Regions from separate parts of the Mus musculus genome. Here region 2 is linked to region 1. Evidence: chromatin contacts called from ENCODE Hi-C or POLR2A ChIA-PET data. All regions are on one chromosome and are shown on one strand. Each heading gives the region's core, a stretch centred on a gene start or an enhancer-like site at or near the end of the contact. The rest is flanking DNA. Distances are from core to core; before and after follow the strand shown.

Region 1 (6,977 bases), core at 4,281-6,780:
ACTCTTTTTTCGTTCTTTTTTCTTTCTTCTTTAGTTTGTTGCTGCTGTTGTTGTTGTTTTGTTTTTTGAGACATGGTCTCTCTATGTAGCCCTGGCTGTCTTGGAACTCTCTATGTAGACCAGGCTGGCCTTGAACTCATAGAAATCCTCCTTCTTCTGTCTCCTGAATGTGGGGACTAACAGCACCTCCACAAACAGCACCTTTGAATTCTTAACCATCCATCTGGCTCTACATCCCATATGGTGTCATGCTGTACTAGGGATCAAGTCCCTGTTAGAAACTGCTCTACCAACTGAACACAATCTCCAATCTGGATTGAGGCAGCTGGAACTTAAATGGCCAAATGTGAAAGAGCAGAGATGATGAAGAAAGTGGAGTCCTCAAGTCACCATGTGTGGTGTGTCAGGGTGGTGGTTCTGTGGCGTTTTGGCTAAGGGTTGGGCTAGACCTACATAAGGTTAGAACTGGTAAGGTCTAGAGAACAGCTCCCAGGATTTGGGCAGAGTATGTCAAAGATACCACAGTGCTAGCCATGGGGAAAGAACGATTGACATCCAGGCAGTCAGCTAACGACGCATCAGAACTTAGGACAACCTTGAAAAAGAGCTCCATCAGAAATCCACCCCAAGAAAACCTCAGCCTACGTTCCAACAGGAGGAAAGGAACACACCAGTAACATGTCTGAGAGAACCAATTCCTCGGTTATTGTGTTTTGTCTTTGGGGCAAACAAAATTTAAACTCTATGATTTGTTATCTAGTATAAAATAAAAGCATCAACATTAGTTTCCCCAAATTAGAAAACTCGGAGTCAGTAAATAAAAGAACTAACCAGTTGGGTGGTATCCTCAAGTCACTGATTTTACGTAGATCATCCTTGCATTCCAATACAGGAAATATTTGTTTGGCATGTCTCAAGAAAAATGGAAATAAATCGTCCACATGAGCTGTAAGATAGCATCATACATTAGCACGCTCACTCAGTAAGATACTCATAACTAAACCTCCATCTTGCAGTCCTGCCAGCACAGAAACCCCTGTACCATGGAAACCATTTCTTCTCAGTGGGTACTGCCTGGACTGTAGAGCAAAGCCTGGAGCAAGAGGCCCCCTCCTGTCCCCTTCCCTAGGACCCCACACTCTATTCCTTCCTTCTCCAAACCTCTCAGGTCTGGCAAAACAAAACACTAGCTGCCACCCATCAGGCTCTAAGCTCTTCAGTGTGAATATGCAAAGGTTAGCACTGCAGGAGATAAACACACACAGCCTGGACATTAGAGGGACAGGAACTTCTTTTTGTGAAATGTTTTGGACAGTGTTGCTGTTGGGGCTGGAACCCAGGAGTTAATACAGACTAAGCCCAGGATCAAACCCTGAGCTACCCCACTCCAACTCAGTAACTTTTTTTTTTTTTTTAATGTCAAAGACCACAGAGAAGCAACTAAGTTTTCTGCACACCTGCAGTGGCTCTGAGAGAAAAGTAGCATATGTCTCACTTGGCTATTTATCAGGTTCTCCTTCAGTGTCTGTTACAAGCTAAAGATCTAAGTGTCAAACACATTTAACACTATAATTAAGGTACCAGGACACCCATGGAAACCAAACAATAAGCTTCCTACTTTGTTTCTGTGTTGAGACAGGGCCACTCTATAACCCAGGCTGGCCTGGAATTCAAAGAAATCCTGCCTCAGCCTCCAAAGGGATGGGACAAAGTGGGCCACCATGCCTACTGCTTTGTTTTTCTTTCAGGACAGAACTTTTACAAAGGAGAGAGAATCCAATAGTAGAAACAGATGAAAGGTGCCGTGTGCTAATTCTATTCCATTCATGCTGCTCTCTATGCTAACAGAGCAGAGGATGATGATCAAAGACAGCCTATGTCGGACTTACTAACTGATGCAGGGATTCGATGGACAGGCACAGTGACTTAGTTATAGAGTACAATGCCAGGACCTATTCTAAAACAAGGAAGCTCTGCTAGCTACAGAAATAAATGAGAAGTAACAAAAAGCACCCCCACTAATATTCCTAAAATTCTCAGGGCTTGAGAGGTGGCTCAGAGAACATGAATGTTCCCCGTGCAAGCATGAGGACCTGAGTTCAATCCCAGCACACACCTAAAAAGCTGGGTGAGGCTGCCAAGCACATCTTTAACCCCAGCTTTGGAAGGGGAAGGGGCAGGGAGACAGGAGGATTTTGGAGGCTTGCTGGCCACCAGACCAACTCCAGGGTTAGTGAGAGTCAGTGGTGGAGCAGGACCCTGCTGTCTTCCTCTTATTTCTGCATGTGCACCCAAAGGAACACACAGGCACACATAAAACACACACACACACAATCATTTCTTTAAAAAATCTTCACAGTGGGCTGGAGAGATGGTCCAGTGTTCAAGGTTGCTTTTCCAGAGAACCCAGGTTTGGTTCCCAGCACCCACAAGGCAACTTACGACCATCCGTAACTCAGGTTCCAGGGGGTCTGACTCCTTCCTCTGGCCTCTGCAGGCATTTCATGCATGTAGTGCAAACAGAACACCCATACACATAAAATAAAAATAATTAAAAAAAAATCCTCTCAGCAGGCCAATGACATGGCTCAGCAAGGGAAGGGAGTGTCATACAGTCCCTGAAACCTACAACTGGAAGGAGAACAGACGCCCTAAAGTTGTCCTCTGACCTCCAAATGAGTGTCACGGCATACACGCATACTCCTCTTCTCTTCTCCTCCACCTCTTCTTCCTTCTCCTCCCCTCAACTCTATCATCCTCCCTCCGGCTCTCACACACACAAAATAAATGTTTTTAAAAGCTCTCTAAGCACTTGCCTGCACTGAAGCAGATATCATTCAGGACAATGTGAATGTCCACGTCCAGAGAATGGGATTGCATAATGTAATTCCTGAAGCTTATGAAAGCCTGGTGGAAGAGACGAGCTGTGGAAAACATAAAACCAAAGCATACAAGGCTTAGTCTTTACTTAGCTCTCACTGTCAAGTATACAAATGCCACAGCAAACCCCAGCCCCTATCAGCGTTTTGGTAGCACAGCTGGCTTTTCACAAGCTGAGCTAAAACTGAAACTACACAGGACAGACACTAAGGCAGGCTGAACACGCACTCCTGTACTGTGGAGTCTGGCTGGCAAGCTGGGCTTGTGAGTCCCCCAGAAGACAAGGAGAGGGACTTTTCTTCAGACTATAATACACATAACAAAGTACAATGCAAAATGTGACAGTTCTATGAAGATGTTACTGGCAGAGATGCAGAGAGAACTCTGTGGTTAAGAACAGTGGCTGCTCTTCCATGGAAACCAAGCTTGATTCTCAGCATCCGAATGGTGGCTCACAGGCATCTCTAACTCCAATTCCAGAGCATCTAATACTCTCTGTCATGGGCACTGCACAAAAGTAGCTATGGACATACATGTAGGAAAAATACTCACACACATAAATTGATAAAAACTGTTCAAAATAACTCTCAAAAAATTGTCAGCCTTACCATCAAGTCCATAGTCAGCACTCAGCTTTTGAATTTCTTGCCTCTTATAAAACTTGTCTAAGATCTTCTTTACTTCATCTAAAAAAGAAATATAAGTTTTTTTAAAGATTTATTTATTTATTTATTTTATGCATGAGTACACCACCATTGGTCTCTTTAGATACACCAGACCCCATTACAGATGGTTGTGAGCCACCATGTGGTTGCTGGGAATTGAATTCAGGACCTGAAGAGTAGTGAGTGCTCTTGTAAGCCATCTCTCCAGACCCTATAAAAGATTTTTTTTTAACAATTGTTTACCAATTTAGACAAATCTACAACAAAAGGAATTTGAAGTCATAATACTAAAGGCCGGGGCCTCAGGAATGCTTTGAGAGTGTGAAGCTTTGGGCTACTGTGCAATGGAGTAAGAAAAATGACAAGAGTACAGCAATGCACCATCCCTGACAGACCACAGACACACAAGGAGAGAGCCAGTCCCCCTCCCCCCACCCCCACAGAGTCACCATCAAACCTCCCCTTGTGCCCAAAGCTCTTCTTGAGTAACCAAGAAAAGGCAAGTCCTGCTATGAGAGGCAGATGTAATTCACTACTAAGAGCAGTGTTAGCAACGGTAGCCTGTGCAGTAATTAATGACAATCCCCAGTCTGAGAACAGCTCGAGCTTATCTTGAGGAGGGAAAAAGTAGAGGGAAAGGAAGGGGAAGAGGAGGAGTACTACCTTGTTAGTTGATTTCACAGTACTGGGAAATGACCCCACGGCACTGCGTGCTTGGCAAGGCATATATCCCAGGGTTATATCTTCAAGCACATTAAAAAAGAACACTCTGCTGCCTGGAGGTGCAGGTAGCCCAGGCCTTTGATCCAGGGACTCGGCAGGCAGACACAGGCCTATCTCTGTGAGTCTGAGGCCAGCCTGGTCTACAGAGCACATTCCAGGACAGCCAAAGCCACACAGAGAAACCTTGTTTAATTTTTTTATTTTGAAATAGGACCTCTCTTAAGTTTTCCAAGCCTGTTTTGAACTCATTCTGTAGCCCAGGCTGGTATTGAACTTGCCATCCTCTGCCTCTGACTCCCAACATGAAGCCTATATTTTAAAGTCACAATAGGAAGCATCAATATTGCTTGTTGAAGAGCCAGGAAGACAGCTTGTGCCTAAAAGAAATGTGGTTTTCTTTCAGTCTCTAAGAATGTCATTTGGTGAAAAGAAACCTTTCACCCTCCCATTGTCAAGCTCACCCAAATGCAGGTAGGACAAAACTCACTTCAACCCAGTGATGCTAAAGGTTTTTTTTTTATTCATCTCTGGAACCTGGGACGATACTACTTTTTGGCAAAGACAGTTTTATCAACTTTTATCTTGTATTTAAATTCAGGTCTGTCTCGTGGGAGAGTAAATTTATTGAGAAATCCGGATCTGAGACCCGTTGTCTTGGCAACCAGATGGAATTTTAACATCGTTAGACATCCACATCAGGTCAATGGCAAGTCCTCACTGTTTAATCCCTCCATGAGGACTCTAGGAGCACAAGCGGCGCACCACTTAGGGACAAAACTCTTAACCTCCTCGACCGAAGAGAACGGTCAATGTCAACTACAGAAGAGACTAAATATGACTTAGGCTCGGGTGCTAAGGGCTCCAAAAAGGAACAGACATTGCACTATGTAGGCCCAGGCTGCAGACCCTGCCGCTCTGCCGGGAGGCTCCAGCACTCACTCTTGTCTAGAGGCCGAGTGAGCTCCGCGCCCACGTCGCCATCGGCGCTGGGACCCTGAGGCTTCACCGTCAGCGGCACGAACAAGGACGTGTTCGGGGCTTTGGAGCCACCAGAGGCAGAGGAGGAGGCGGCCAAGCAGGGAACGCGTCCTGAAGCCCCCGGGAACGACCCCACGAGAGCGCGAAGGGCGGAGCAAGGGGCCGCCCGGGGCCCAGCCCCGCGCCCCGCCGGGAGCCGAGCCCACAGCAAGGTACACCGAGGCAAGGACATTGAGGCCGCGGCTCGAATGGAGCCGGGGAAAATCCGGACCACTGGCGCCGCTCGGTGACGTAGCTCCGGCGCCCGCGGAGCGAAAGGACCCAGAGAGACACAGGGCTGCCCCCGCGTGCGCCTGAAGGAAAAGGAGATGGAAGGGTTGGGAGCGCGCCTCTTCGTGGGAGCACGACCTCTGTACGTTACAGTGGCAGAAACGAGCTCCCATCCTCTCACTCTTTCTGCGGCAATTGGCAGCGTCTTTCTCGAAAGAAGGGAAAGTAATCAGGCATCTTAAGGGATGTTACAGATGCGCGGAAGGGAACCGTACAAGCGTCGTCATGTGACCAAACTGTCTATCCTGCATCATGTGGCTTCAAACGCTAAAGTGCATTTCCAAGAAGATTGGTGCATTAATATCCGTAGTTTCCTGATAGGATAACGTTAGAGGACGTAGCTTGATCTGCTACAGATCAAGACGGGTTGCAGAGAAATCCGGTTGTACGATAACTGGCGCTTACGTGACACGTGTGTCAATACACGTGCTTCTCTCCTTGGTGCTAGGGCTCCATGTAGGGGCCATGAGCAAGCTAGGCATGTGCTCCACCATGAGCTGCAGAATTCAGTTAACGTGAGCAGTTTGTACTCCTCGCATCTCGAAAGTTATAACCACAAAGTATGCTCTGTGTACCTGGTTAAAGTTTGATCTTACTCCTATCTACTACAGCACTCGGTCCCACCCGAGTTGTAAGGAAAGAGGTGCCTCTGTTCGTTCCGTCTGGGCGTGACCATTCAGTTCTTGGCCGGCCAAACACTAGGAGGGAAGCCATGTGTGGCGACGTTCCCTCAGTCCTCTGCCGAGAGGTCCCCAACACCATCTAGTTTCTGAGTTCAGGAGCCGTTCGGTTTTTAGAAAATTGGACCCAGTAACAACTTCGTTCGTTCGGTGTCTGGTGGTCCTCATTCCAACCCGCGCCATCGGTCAATCCTCTGTCTCTATCCCTTCTTGACAAGTTTTCTGATTTCAGAAAATGAGTTGCGGGATATGGCTTCGGAGTCAAAGCTCTAAAACCATCTGGTGCTAAGTCAAAACCCTCAAAGTTCGGACCCTGAACTCGAATGGCCTTCCTTCTCTGAAATTGATCGAGGGTCTTTCGATCTCAACTGCACTTATTCTATCCGCAGAGTCTGCAGTAATAATATGGGTAGGCCTCCTTGAGAACCCTCCTTGGTGAGAGGCTCATGGGTTTGGTTCATTTGGCAAACGAACAAGGTCAGGTTTATTGGTGCAGCTCTTGGACCAAGGACCCATGATGGACGATTCTTAAGAGTCCTGAGCAAGGGGAAAGGTTGTGTGTCAGACAAGAGCTGGCTTTTTTTTCCCCATGTAAGGTCATGACTCAAGTGCCTGGTGATCATTCAGGAGAAGGGCTGTGGCTACCTGGAACTCGGTTTCGGCACCATCGGTGGGGGTGGGGCTGTAGCGAGCTGGAGCCTAACACCTGGGTTAAGACTTT
Region 2 (6,933 bases), core at 1,704-4,203, 37 kb after region 1:
ACCAAATTGTTTTCAGTATTCCTATATTAACAAAGGAGATAGTTTCTTTTGTGTGTGTGTGTAAATCTTTTTAAAATTTATGCATTTCTTTTTAATGTATGTGTTCTCTGTCTGCATGCCAGAAGAGGGCATCAGGTCCCTTTATAGATGGTTGTGATCACATGGGTGCCGAGAATTGAATTCAGGACCTTGGGAAGAACAGTCAATATTCTTAACCGCTGAACCCCCATCTCATCAGCCTGCATAAATCCTTTTTTTATTTATGTGTATCTTTTATTGTATTAATGTTTTACCTGAGTGTATATTTGTTTGCTATGTGTGTAGCAGGTCCCTGTAGGGGTCAAAAGAGGATATCAGATTTTTGCAACAGATCCTGTGAGCTCAGATTCTGTGAGCCATTGTGTGAGTGCTGGGAACTGAATCCAGGTTCTCTCAAGGAGAGCAGCCAGTGCTCTTACTGCTGAGCCATCTCTCCAGCCCCCACAAAAGGGACAAATTCAAACAACTAACTAGAAACTAGTACATTTAACATGCTCCAAAGTCACCAACAGCAATTTTCTTTCTGCAATGGTATTTTTTTTGTTTTTGTGGGTTTTTTTTTGAGACTGTGTTTCTCTGTATAGCCCTGGCTGTCCTGGAACTCACTCTGTAGACCAGGCTGGCCTCGAACTCAGAAATCCGCTGGCCTCTGTCTCCCAAGTGCTGGGATCAAAGGCGTGTGCCACCACGCCCAGCTATGAAAGATGTTTTACATGTAAAATGATATATGGCAACTTTTTTCTACATATATTCTCTATGTAACACACCGAAAGGTCTTTTCCAATTTGAAATTTAACATTTAAAGTCACAAATACTATTTTAACAAAATTAAATTGCCACTAAAGCTGCCAAAACACACAAGAAAACACAGTTCTGCAATATTTTTCAATAACAGGGCTGGCTCAATGGTTAGGAGCACTGGCTGCTCTTCCAGAGGACCCAGGTTCAGATTCCCAGCATCCAAATAGCAGCTCACAACTGACTTTAACTACAGTACCAGGAGTGCTGAGGCTTTCTTGAGGCCCTCCAACAAGCACAAGGTGCCAAGACATACATTGTTTAGCATTACCATCTAGCAAAACTACACGTGGATACATAAAAATGTAACAAACTCTGTGGGCACCATTTAAGGAAATTTATTAAGTCTGCTTGATGTAAAGAAACAGAACTTGAAGGAAAGGAAAAACATAATCAAAATATATAGGAAAAAAATTTCAGTAAGAAAAAAACTGAACAGAGCTCAGAGGAACCAAAGCTTCCACAATGTATTCACTTGAGCCCACACACAATGAAACAGCAAATTCTCATACATACATGTGTGCCCATACAAAGGCTTTAAAGCTTTACAATTTCGTTTGACAAATACCTTAAAAATAAAAAAAAAAATTGCTCTTAAACTTAACTAGAAGGGCCGGGCGTGGTGGCGCACGCCTTTAATCCCAGCACTCGGGAGGCAGAGGCAGGCGTATTTCTGAGTTCGAGGCCAGCCTGGTCTACAAAGTGAGCTCCAGGACAGCCAGGGCTATACAGAGAAACCCTGTCTCGAAAAACCAAAAAAAAAAAAAAAAAAAAAAAAACTTAACTAGAAGGACTAATTCAACTAAGTAACCAAGAAGAGAGCAATTTAAGCTTTCTTTTCAAATTATAAACAGTGAAAGGAGGACTCCCTAACAGCCTACTAATTCCTTCTTAGTTATTTACAGCAGTTGTAATTTCCACCTTAAACTAATTTATCTAAACAAATGCTTAACTCTCCAGAGTCTGTAAGCTGCAAGGAAGCAAGCAGTTTGCCTTGTTTATCTGTCCCTGGACTCACCCAAAATACTGTTTAAGAAAACGCTCCCTGAATGAACTTCTCCCCCACCCCCCAAACCCTAGAGAAAGCAAATAATTTCTGACTCAAAGTTATTTAATCAAAGCAACGTTTTAAAAATAGACCTGGCTGGCTGGCTTGAGACGAGAAGTTTCAAGCAGTTTATTAAAAGTGGCGAGCTTGGGAAGAGCGGGTAGTATAAGGGGAGCGCACAGTGGGCTCTCATGGAGTATATGCTAAATAACACGAGCCAAAGGAGCTCTAATCTATAGACCGCGGGCGCGTAGTTAAACACTAGCGCGCCCAACGGTGCTTTCCATTAAGTGTGGTTAAGTGCTCTGATTTTCATCCCTGCCTGGGCTCCCAAGACACTGCAACATCCCAAAGTGCTAAGTTATAGAAATCGCTTAGGGAAGGAAGTGAAACCAAGTGCTTAAATCGGCGTCTGGAGATATAAATGAGGGGTCTCGGCTCCGACACCCTCTTGTCTCCCCTCCCTTCCCCTCCTATTCTACAAGTGCCAAAAGCCTCCACCCGAATCAAGAAATCGCAGAATGTCTCCACAACCAGCTTAAAGAAAATAAGCGGACTCTATCGAGCTCGGGACGAGGAAGGTGAGCAGGTCTCGCCAGAGTCCGGAACTGGGAGAGAGGGCACTGACTGTCCTCGGCTACCTTGGAAGGCGAGGCTGCCGAGCTCCGGCTGGGCGGGCTGCGGGTGCCCAGCCAGGGTCCCCACAGCCGGTCGAGGAAGGCGGGCAGAGGCTCCGACATGGCCGGGACAGTGCCGCCGGCCGCAGGTGCTCAGGCCTGGCCGGGAGCGGGCAGCCGTCAGGCCTCACCGCTCCGCGCCCCTTCCCTGCAGGCTCGGCGCCGCGCCCGCCGTTGGGAGTCCCGCCGCGCGCCCCACGGCCCCGCGGGAGACGACCTCGCAGGCAGGCCGCCGCGCACTCACCATTGTCACCGCCGCCGGGTCGCCCACTCCACTCGGCTTTCCCTCAGAAGAACTCCCAGCCTGGGTGCCTGCGCCCCGCCGCCCGTCACGTGACCGTAGGCCATCAGCCGCACGTGACCACTCCTTTTCCTCTTCTCCCTCCCCCCCCCACCCCGCCCCGCTAGAGGCCCCGCCCTGCTAGAGGCCCCGCCCTTCAGGAAGGCCGTTTCGAGGCGGGGCTCCTCCGCCCCGCCTTTCGGTTGAGGGCGTGGTCTGGGTGGGTGACGTCTGGTGGGAGGAGTCAAAGATCTGTCTTCTCAGTCCAGCAACCCTAGAGCTAGTTGTCACGTGACGAGCCGTGCGCTGTCAAACTCCTCCCTCCGGCACGCCCATTTCCTTTTCCCTAGGGAAACTTGGGGGACTCGAGGGTTTGTGCGGGAGGCGTGTCTTTGCGGGCTTGCTGCAGTTCCGACCTTTGCGCCTGATCTGTTTCCCGCCTCAGCCCCGAGAATTGTTGGCCTCCGAAGAGACGGTTAGGGAGAAAAGCTAATCTTTAAAGCACATCCTTTGCAGTCCACGGATAGCTCGTGACGCAGCCTTCCAAGCCGGAGAGGCAGTACTCTCAAATCGGTTCCGCCCTCCTTACCCCCCCTCCCCGGCAACAGCCCTTCCTAAAAGTTTCGCAAGCGTGCAAAACGCAGCTCTCCAACACTCTGATCCAGTCAGTCATTGTAGTGGAGGCCCAGAAAACCTGAGGATAGATGAAATACTACGAAGGCTTAGGAACTGAACCTTTCATTCAGATTTATGGGCGGAGGGGTGTCATCAGCCCTATCATAACGAAACTCAACTTGGGGAGTAGAGTGTCAAGTTGTAAGTCTAAAATATTTAAAGGTTAAAATGAGGCTTCGGTCTCCAATCGCGACAGAATTCAAATACTGGAAATGAGTCTTTTGTTTGTAAGACAGGGGTTCTCATGTACTCATGTAGACTAGGCTAGCCTCAAGTGGAGAGTGAGCACCTCCAAAGTGCCTTCCCAATGCTGTAATTGCAGGAGTCACTGGTGGTTTTATGCATTGCTGCAGATGGAACACTGCACTTCCTTCATGCATGCAGGAGAAATCTGCCTAAAATGATATTATCTGAAAACAAATCTTAAAGATTGCTATGCCAGGGAGCTTTGGAACGAATGGATGTTTGTGTGTATATTTATTGTTGAGACAGGGTCTCACTAGGTGTCCCAGGCTCCTCTGGAATATGCTATGTAGCCCAGGCTGTCAAGAAACACATCTGTCCTCCTTCAGCCTTCCCAATATTGGAGATTACCTGTCATATTTACAGACGGGTAAAATAGTATGGGGACAGAGAAGGGAGTTTAGATCTCAAAATACTATTGATTAAAACCCTGTGATGCAGATGGCTTGGATGAAGGAGCATCACCCACTCTATAAAGAAGGATAAGTCAGGTATAGAGGTTCATAGCTGTAATCCCAGCTCTCCGGAGACAGAAGAAGTAGAAGAATCGCCATGAATTAAAAGACCCCTGGAGATTACACAGTTAGTCCCCTGAATGACCTGGGCTACAGTGTGAGACCTTGTTACAAGGAAACAAAAGAGAGAAACAATTGCGCATAGTCTAAGATCTGAAAGGTTAACTGTGTTTGTTGGTTCTAGCACCATTTGCTCAAAATACTTTCCCCTGTAAACTGCTGTGGTGTGGTATGCTTGTCAAAAATCTATCGATTGGGGCTAGAGAGATGGCTGAGCTAAGTCAAGAGCACTTGCTGGCTACCCCTTCAGAAGCATGAGATTTGATTCCCAGCATCCAAATAGTGGCTCCTTACCAGGGGGATCTGATGCCCTCTTCTGGTCTCCATGAGCATCACATATGCAGGTTTTGTACAGAAGGTCTGCAAAACCTCCATGCACCCAAAGAAAGACTCAAGGAGGTAAAATAAAAACAATACTGGGTCTTCCATTCATGAGCACTGTGCATTTTTCTAATTTTTACCTTTTTTTAGTGTTCTTCACCAGTGTTTCTAATTTCCAGTGTTATACATTTTTATTAAATTTATCTCTAAGTGCCTGTATTTTTTAACACTATTGTAAATAAAACTAAGTTTTTCATTTTTCAGTTCTTCGTTGTGATGTGTGTAACTTTCCTGTATTGACTGTGTACCCTGCAGTCTTCCTAAATTTCTTTGATGATTTGCTCTAGGCTCACACATACACACACACACACACACACACACCTTTTTTAACCTGGGTTTCTTTTTTCCTTTGTGGAGCTGAGGACTGAACCAGAGCCTCATGGATCCCAATCAACCAGCCTACCACTAAGCCACATCCTCGGCTGTCTTCCTGGAATTTCTTGAAATCCTAGATTGAGCATCCTAAATGGATTTTCACTTTCTTTCCTGTCTTCCATCTGTCTCTTGTTGTTTTCCTTTTTCCTTTTCATGTTTCTTTATTCTGGGAGGTGTATATTACATGGTGTGCATGGAGAGCAGAATTTGTACATGTCACTTCTGGGAATTGAGCCCAGGTCCTCAGGCCTGTCAGCAAACACATTTATCTGATGAGCCATCTCACCTGTCCTTGTTTTTCTTTTTGTCCCAGAAATGGTCTTAGTACATATCTCAGGCTGACGTTAGACTCTTGATTCTCCTGCCTCAGTCCCTGAATGCAAAAATTATATCATGAGCCACCATGTTTGCTCATGTTCCAGTTCTCATGATGATGATGATGAGTTTGTGTGTGTGTGTGTGTGTGTGTGTGTGTGTGTGTGTGTGTGTGTATTGTTTGGCATAGCTCTCCGTGAGCTTTCTCTCTCTCTTTTTTTAAAGATTTACTTATTATTATACATAAGTAGCTGTCTTCAAACACTCCATAAGAGGGCATCAGATCTCGTTATGGATGGTTGTGAGCCTCCATGTGATTGCTGAGATTTGAACTCATGACCTTCAGAAGAGCAGTCAGTGCTCTTAACCACTGAGCCATCTCACCAGCCTCGAGCTTTCTCTTTTAGTGTTCAAACTCCTGTGTAATCTATCCTTGAATTCTATCAAAGTCGGTTTGTGTGACCAACAGAATAGCGTGGTGTGGCTGCCTCAAGCTGCTCCTGACTTGGTTTCTCCTGGACCATTCCCTTCTAACAACATCCACTCCCATGGTGTAAAGCCCCATGGAGAGGACATCTCCCCTCTCTTCTGAAAACAGATGGGAGTACCAACTTTCCAACTATTTTCGAATACCAATGTGGAAACTTTCTTTTTCATCCTTGACCAAGTCTTCAGATGACTCTAGCTCTGGTGAATATCCTAACTGTACTTTTAAAATTTTATTTTTATGTGTGTTAGTGTTTTGCCATAACGTGTGTCTGGGTAAGGATGCCAGATCTCCTGGAATTGGAGTTACAAACAGTTGTGAGCCATGCCTTTAATTTCAGCACTCGGGAGGCAGAGGCAGGCAGATTTCTGAGTTCAAGGCCAGCCTGGTCTACAGAGTGAGTTCCAGGACAGGACAGCCAGGGCTACACAGAAAAACGATGTCTCAAAAAAACAAAACAAAACAAACAAACAAACAAAAAGACTTTCTAAATAGAATTTCCAGATAGTCTACTTAATTTCTGACCTGCATAAACTATAAAAATTCTAAAAATCTATTGCTTTAAGCCACCAAGGTTTTGGGTTTGTTTGGCTTTTTTTTGTTTGGTTCTGGGTTTTGTTTTGTTTTGTTTTTGGAGGGGGTTATCTCACTATCTAGCCTTGGCTGTCCTGCAATGTGTTAATCTTGAATTCACAGATTCACCTGACAAATCTTGGGATTAAAGATACAGATAAGCCATAGAGTTTTAAGGTGATTAATTATGTAGCAATAAATAATAAGGCTGGACATGGTGGCACATGCCTTTAATCACAGTGCTCAAGAAGCTAAGGCAGGTGGATCTCTGAGTTTGAGGTCAGCCTGGTGTACAAAGCAAGTCCAGGATAGCCAGGGCTTGTAACACAGAGAAACCCTGTCTTGAAACCAACACCTCCTCCTCCCCCCCCCAAAAAAAACCCAATAAGTAAAGAATGTATGCTAACATTTTCAATTCTCAAGAGCTCTTATTCTTAATTAGTATTCTGTCCTTGTGAAAACAAAAC

What was found. Hi-C counts contacts between places; a loop is a spot of excess contacts on that map. ChIA-PET counts read pairs that join two places held with the same protein, here RNA polymerase II (POLR2A).
Region 2: a loop to region 1 is called in a map of heart, with 4 times the contacts of the local background. The contact joins the promoter of Vps26a here to the promoter of Supv3l1 in region 1. A Hi-C loop is called at or near these places in 15 of 37 maps with a recorded cell type or tissue (T-helper 17 cell, adrenal gland, gastrocnemius and 3 more). POLR2A ChIA-PET finds 5 or more read pairs at or near these places in 4 of 5 experiments (Patski and embryonic stem cell).

What each region holds. Positions count from the first base shown.
Region 1 is chr10:62,444,208-62,451,184 of GRCm38, forward strand. It overlaps Supv3l1 (suppressor of var1, 3-like 1 (S. cerevisiae)), which reads right to left and starts at 5,531. Exons shown (of 15, transcript NM_181423.3): 1 at 5,208-5,531; 2 at 3,489-3,566; 3 at 2,817-2,924; 4 at 832-946. The coding sequence starts at 5,478. 4930507D05Rik (RIKEN cDNA 4930507D05 gene) reads left to right here and starts at 4,953. Exons shown (of 1, transcript NR_027926.1): 1 at 4,953-6,977.
Region 2 is chr10:62,483,852-62,490,784 of GRCm38, forward strand. Vps26a (VPS26 retromer complex component A) reads right to left here and starts at 2,954. Exons shown (of 9, transcript NM_133672.3): 1 at 2,807-2,954. The coding sequence starts at 2,809.